Regions from separate parts of the Homo sapiens genome. Here region 2 is linked to region 1. Evidence: read pairs that join two places in POLR2A ChIA-PET (ENCODE). Cell type or tissue: HepG2. All regions are shown on one strand. Each heading gives the region's core, and the rest is flanking DNA. Links, peaks and the distances in the headings are about the cores only. Region 1 has its middle 18 kb from the start of TRG-CCC4-1. Region 2 overlaps NBPF1 (NBPF member 1).

The links. ChIA-PET counts read pairs that join two places held together with the same protein. Peaks named below come from ENCODE experiments on the same cell type or tissue, not always from the same donor. Only the 100,000 strongest peaks of a DNase experiment are listed, where the experiment ranks them.
Region 2: POLR2A ChIA-PET joins it to region 1 with 6 read pairs; 6 of 35 experiments call an interaction of 5 or more read pairs at or near these places.

The regions. Positions count from the first base shown.
Region 1 is chr1:16,695,285-16,698,189 of GRCh38, reverse strand. It overlaps the pseudogene ESPNP. Among named protein-coding and RNA genes, the nearest start is that of TRG-CCC4-1, 18 kb to the right of the region's middle. RefSeq lists an enhancer at 2,585-2,905. In HepG2, for the core only: no CTCF peak of the experiment used is centred there; a DNase peak (open chromatin) is centred at 1,529; H3K4me3 peaks cover 281 bases.
Region 2 is chr1:16,607,000-16,609,904 of GRCh38, reverse strand. It overlaps NBPF1 (NBPF member 1), which reads left to right. Exons shown (of 18, transcript NM_001405701.2): 2 at 1,126-1,397. Among named protein-coding and RNA genes, the nearest start is that of NBPF1, 5.1 kb to the left of the region's middle. RefSeq lists enhancers at 1,634-2,133, 2,134-2,635. In HepG2, for the core only: no CTCF peak of the experiment used is centred there; a DNase peak (open chromatin) is centred at 1,464.

The DNA.
Region 1 (2,905 bases), core at 309-2,808:
TCCTCTCTTCTCCACTTCCCCCCTCCTGCTCTCCCTGGCCCGCTCCCTGTCCCCTGCTATCCCAGTCTCATCCTGGCCCCCTTTCCCTCCTAACTCCGCTGTCACTTCTCTCCTCTTGGTCCCTAGAAGTGAGAGTCCTGAGGCACAGGAAGAGTGAGTAGCTGCGTGCGCGGCTCCTGGCTGAGGCTGAGGCGCGGGGTGGGGGGAAGAGGCAGGAAAAGCACGGGAGGAGGGGCCCAGCCTTGAGGAAAGGGCAGGGGCAGGGGCTGGCAGGCGAGAGAACCTCGATGCATGGGTGGGGCCTTGCACCTCATACCTACCCTCATACCCACATATGCACCCAAGCATTCTGCGCCTGGCTGATGGTTTTGCCTAAATAAATGAGTAAGCCACACCGATTTTCCCTTTCTCCTACTCTTCTCCTCCCGGTGACTGCACTCTGGGATCCCCAGCCTGGGAATCCAAGAGCTGTCGGCCCATTTTATTCCTCCCTCCCAGACCTGACCCCTTCATCGGGACTCAAGAGACCTATCTCTCCAAATCTCCATTCGCCTCCTCCGGCTAAGCCAGAAAATGCACCCTCTGCCCTGGGTGTTTGCATATTACCTGCTGCCCTTCTTCCTGGGTGCCTCCTGTGGCCTTAGTAAGGGCTCTGCTTTCCCCTAGAGCTGAGCCGTGCTTTGCCATAAATGTGCTCCCGGCTTGCAACCAATGTGTCTGCTTGTGCGTCTGTCTGTGGGTGTGGTGGCGAGGGAGGGGAGCAGGTGGTACTGGCACTCTGGGGTCTGGACTCTGCATGTCCATGGAGGCCCCAATTGACTCAGCTCAAGGGTCACTGAGGCTTTGCTGATGTAGGGAGAGGGCCAGAGGGAGGCTCCACCCAGCCGGGCTGAGCCAGGAAACCTGGGACAAAGGTCCGGTGGCTGATTCCAGGTAGTGTTTTGGGGCTGGGCAGTCAGTGGCTGGGCAGGAATATATGCCCAAGAGCCACCATGAACTCCCAGGGGTCTCCAGGCAGGGGCCCTCCATCCCGTGAGTAGGGTGGGGGAGGATGGTGGGGTTGCCACAGTCGGGGAACCAAGGGCCTGCCTCTGGGGGCCCTGAAAGCTGCCTGCAGGACCTGGGATCTGGAGAGCTGCCCGCTGGCCCCGAGGATGGGCACCCATCCAATCTGGAGTTGGGAAGGGGGCTGCAGAGGGGCGGGTGAGGGGTGGCAGGGATGCAGCCCCACCCTGGCCAGTGCCTCATCTCCTGCCTCTGCATAGGCACCAAGTCTTTCAACGTGATGTTCCCGATGGGCGACAACTCGGAGCTACTGGCTGAGATTAAGGCAGGCAAGAGCCTGAAGCCGACGCCACAGAGCAAGGGGCTGACCACAGTGTTCTCAGGCAGCAGGCAGCCGGCCTTCCAGGTAGGCGGGCCCAGCAGGAGCCTGCGACCCGGCTTCCCTGGCCCTAGGCCACCAGGCGCTCAGCCCCACCGCTTCTCCCTGCAGCCCGATTGGCCGCTGCCGTCTGTGTCACCTGCACTGTTACCAGTCCGGAGCCCCACACCGCCAGCTGCGGGGTTTCAGCCGCTGCTCAACGGAAGCTTGGTTCCGGTGCCGCCCACTACTCCTGCGCCGGGGGTGCAGCTGGACGTGGAGGCGCTCATCCCCACGCACGATGAGCAGGGCCGTCCCAAGCCCGAGTGGAAGCGCCAGGTGATGGTGGGCAAGATGCAGCTGAAGATGGAGGAGGAGGAGGAGCAGAGGTGGAAAGTGGGTGGGGCGGGGTGCCCAGGGAGCCCTGGGGTCTGCATCTGGATGCACAGCCCATCCCCCACGCCACCCCCAACACCAACCTCGGGACCTCCTATTTTCTTTCTTTCTTTCTTTTTCTTTTTTTCTTTTTCGTGAGACAGAGGCTTGCTCTGTCGCCCAGGCTGGAGTGCAGTGGCGCGATCTCGGCTCACTGCAACCTTTGTCTCCTGGGTTCAAATGATTCTCCTGCCTCAGCCTCTCAGGTAGCTGGGATTACAGGCGCATGCCACCACGCCCAGCTAATTTTTTTGTATTTTTATTAGAGACGGGGTTTCACCATGTTGGCCAGGGCTGGGATTACAGGCATGAGCCACTGTGCCCGGCCATCTTCTTTAGGGAAATCAGGGTGGCACGACCCCGTTTGGGGCTTGTCCCAGTCTCCACACACACCCCCAGCAGCTTGTCCTTGGAGTGAGACAGCAGCCTTTCTCAGACTCTCCTTCACCTGCCCAGCACCTGGGATCTGGTTAAAAGGCCTGTTCGGATTCAGGAGGTCTGGGCAGGGCTGAGGTTCTGCATTTCTAGCCAGCTCCTGGGTGAGGCTGCTGATGACACTGGTCCAAGGACCACACTGAGTAGCCAAGAGAGCTTTGGTCTCAGTCTTAGGGACCTGGTCTCCATTGCTGCGCTGCCGCCTTCCAGCTGCCGATACTGAGCCTCATCCAGCCTCAGTTTCCTTCTCTGTAAGGTGAGCTGATCAGCACCAGCTGGCAGGATGAGTTGCTTTCCATTCATCCAAAAACTATTCCCCGAATGCCATTTATTTTTATTATTTTTTATTTTTTTGAGACAGGGTCTCACTCTGTCACTGAGGCTGGAGTACAGTGGTGCGATCTTGACTCACTGCAACCTCCACCTCCTGGGTTCAAGTGATTCTCCCGCCTCAGCCTCCCGAGTAGCTGGGACTACAGATGCCCGCCAACCATGCCCGGCTAATTTTTGTATTCTTAGTAGAGATGGGGTTTCACCATGTTGGCCAGGCTGGTCTTGAACTCCTGGCCTCAAGTGATCTGCCCGCCTCGGCCTCCCAAAGTGCTGGGATTACAGGCGTGAGCCACCACGCCTGGCCCCCGAGTGCCATTTATGTGCCCCACACGCTTGTAG
Region 2 (2,905 bases), core at 201-2,700, 88 kb after region 1:
TTCCTGTAGTGCCCAGACTGGTTTCAAACTCCTGGGCTGAAATGATCCTCCCACCTTGGCATCCCAAAGTGTTGGGATCACAGGCATGAGCCATCACACCTGGCCATTTTAGTTTTAATAATTTTTATATTTTTCTAATTTAAAAGATGTACTAAAATCTCTTACAGCTATTATTTATGAATATAGTATTCATTGTTGTTATTATGATGATTTTGTATGTGTTTAATCTGATTTTCAATATAAGCTCCTGGCAATTAGAGATTTTGTCTCTTTGATTCACCAGTGTATTCTCAGTACTTGACCTTGCCTGGCATGAAACAGATATTGAATAAATATTTCTTAAATGAATGAATGAATGAACATACTAATACCATATTCAACAACCTCCGAGTATCACAGTTTTCACCATCTAACAAATAAAGTAGCTTGTATAGAGTAGAGTCACAGTCAACCTGCCATAAAAGGACATGTCAATGAAAAATAAACCTTCGTATGTGTAGCTGCTAAGATTTTGGGGCTTTTGTTACCGTAGCATAACCTAGCGAAAGCTCAGAGAGACAGCATATACAATATACGTGTACAGATAGACCAGCTAGACCAGTAGATGAGATTCCAAAGCTACTTTAATAAGCATTAACTAACGACACCCACACTCTCTTAATTCCCTAACAGAAATAATGGAATTCTTGTTCACTAAGATCTGCCTCAAATATTACTTACTTTGTGAAAACTTCCCTGGCTACTCTAGTATTTAGTCAGGACTCTTTATTTTTTTCCCCCCAGGCTGGAGTACAGTGGTGCCATCATAGCTCACTAACCGCTAACTGAAGGCTCAAGGAATCCTCCTGCCTCAGCCTCCCAAGTAGCTGAGACTACAAGTGTGCACCACCATGCTCAGCTTATTTTTCCTTTTTTCTTTTCCCAGACGGGGTCTTACTATGTTGCCCAGGCTGGTCAGGACTGTTGATTACATATGACAGAAACCCAACCACCTCTAGTTCCCACCACCTTTCAATCTGCTCTTCCCTGGGTCTTCCCAGTCTCCGTAAATGGCAGCTCCATCCTTCAAGTTACCGAAGCCCTAAATCTCAACGTTAACCTTGATTTCTCTCTTTTATCTCACAGGCAATCTGAAGGCAAATCCTGTTTAGACCCAGGCGAAGGTTCCCGGTGACCCGGGCTCTCACCAGCCAATTGTCCCTTGCCGTCCTCCTGAGGGTGCCTGGAGCTTAAGCACTGTGTGCTCTTGGCCTCCACACTGGGGATGCCGCTGACTCCCACTGTCCAGGGCTTCCAGTGGATTCTCCGAGGCCCTGATGTAGAAACTTCCCCATTGGGTGCACCAAGAGCAGCCTCACATGGTGTGGGCTGACATCAAGAGCTGCCAGATCCAACAGGTAAAAATCCCGAGGCATTGCCAGCTCAGTGGGGTCAGAGAGTCCTCTTTGTATTATGACTCAGATGTGAAGGGAAGATGTCAAGGTCCCTAAACATTGCAGGGCCTTGCTTGGCATGCAACAGATATTAAATAAATATTTGTTAAATGAATGAACAAATATCCACAGCATGTGCTGCCCATGAGCTGCAGTGCCGTGGTCAGGTAGAAGTGATTTTACTTCAGGAGAGGACAGTGTTCTCTCCAGGACTTTTCCTTACTAGCTAGATCTGCATCCCTCTCCTCACTCTTCCCCTCTCACCCCCCATTCTCTGCCCCCATTTCTCTCTGTTTCCACCCTGCTGTCCCCTTTCACCTGCTTTCTGCTCTTCAGCTTTGGTGGCTCACCCCCTCCCTGTCCACCTGCATCCCCCAGGCTAAGGCTCCTACACTGTCCTGGGTGGGGAGATGTGTCTGGTTTTAGGCAGTGCCCTCTGGATGTGTCCAGGATGGGGAAACATGGCTCAGTTGCCAGTATAATGGGTTAAAAGTGGCCACTTTTGAAGGCCTTTCCCATCTCCCATTCCAGAATCCTGTAGACTTAGAATTTATGGGCCACAGTGGAATTCTTGGTTCCCCAGGACCTTGTGGTGGACGTCTTCTTTCACTGAGCATTCATGGGGTGACTGTGAGGTAGTAGGCCCTGCTCTGGGCTAGAGGCCCCACAATGAGTAAATCTCAGGTCACTACCCCATGGAACCCACTACTGCAGGCATTGAGAGGGGGAGAAAGAAAGGGGCATGGCCTGTTTGTGTTCTTCTCATGTGGTCACCCACAGGTCCTGGGGGAGTAGGAGCCAGTGCAAGGAGAGAAGTCCATTGAGAAAGGCAAATGGATGACATCAGACCCAGGGGCTGAGGTCCCCAACTGCAGCTGGGTAGCTTCTGGAGTGGACAAGGAGCAACAGGGAAGTTCGTGGCCTGGTGTTCTGGGATCCACTGTCTCATCTCATTCTTGTGGGCACCAGAACGTATCCAAAGACAAGACTCAGTGTCTCTGGCAACAGTGAGCCAGAGATAGAATGTGTTTCAGAGGAGGAGGAAGGGGTTGTTGTACCCCATGGAAACAGTATATTGTTTTACAGTAGCGTGTCTTTCTCTAATAACTACTTAGCGTGTTCCTGTTAATGGAAAATATTGGTGGTGTAAGTTTCCCCACTGTTCTCATCTTCATGTAAATTTGTTCATTTCCTTCCTTCCTTCCTTCCTTCCCTACTTCCCTCCAACTCTCTTTCTCTCTCTTTTTATTCTTTCCCTCCTTCCCACCCGCCCTCCATCCCTCCCTTCCTTCCTCCTTCCCTCCTTCCCTCCCTTCTTTCCTTTCTTCCTTTCTTCTTTTCTTCTTCTTTCTCTCTCATGCTCTCTCTTTTTCTTTCCTTTTCATTCTCTCTACTTTTTTGAAGAGATCACACTGTACTGAAACCTACATTATTTTCCAAAATCTCTGGATCTGCTTCTGTCTTGCAGGCAG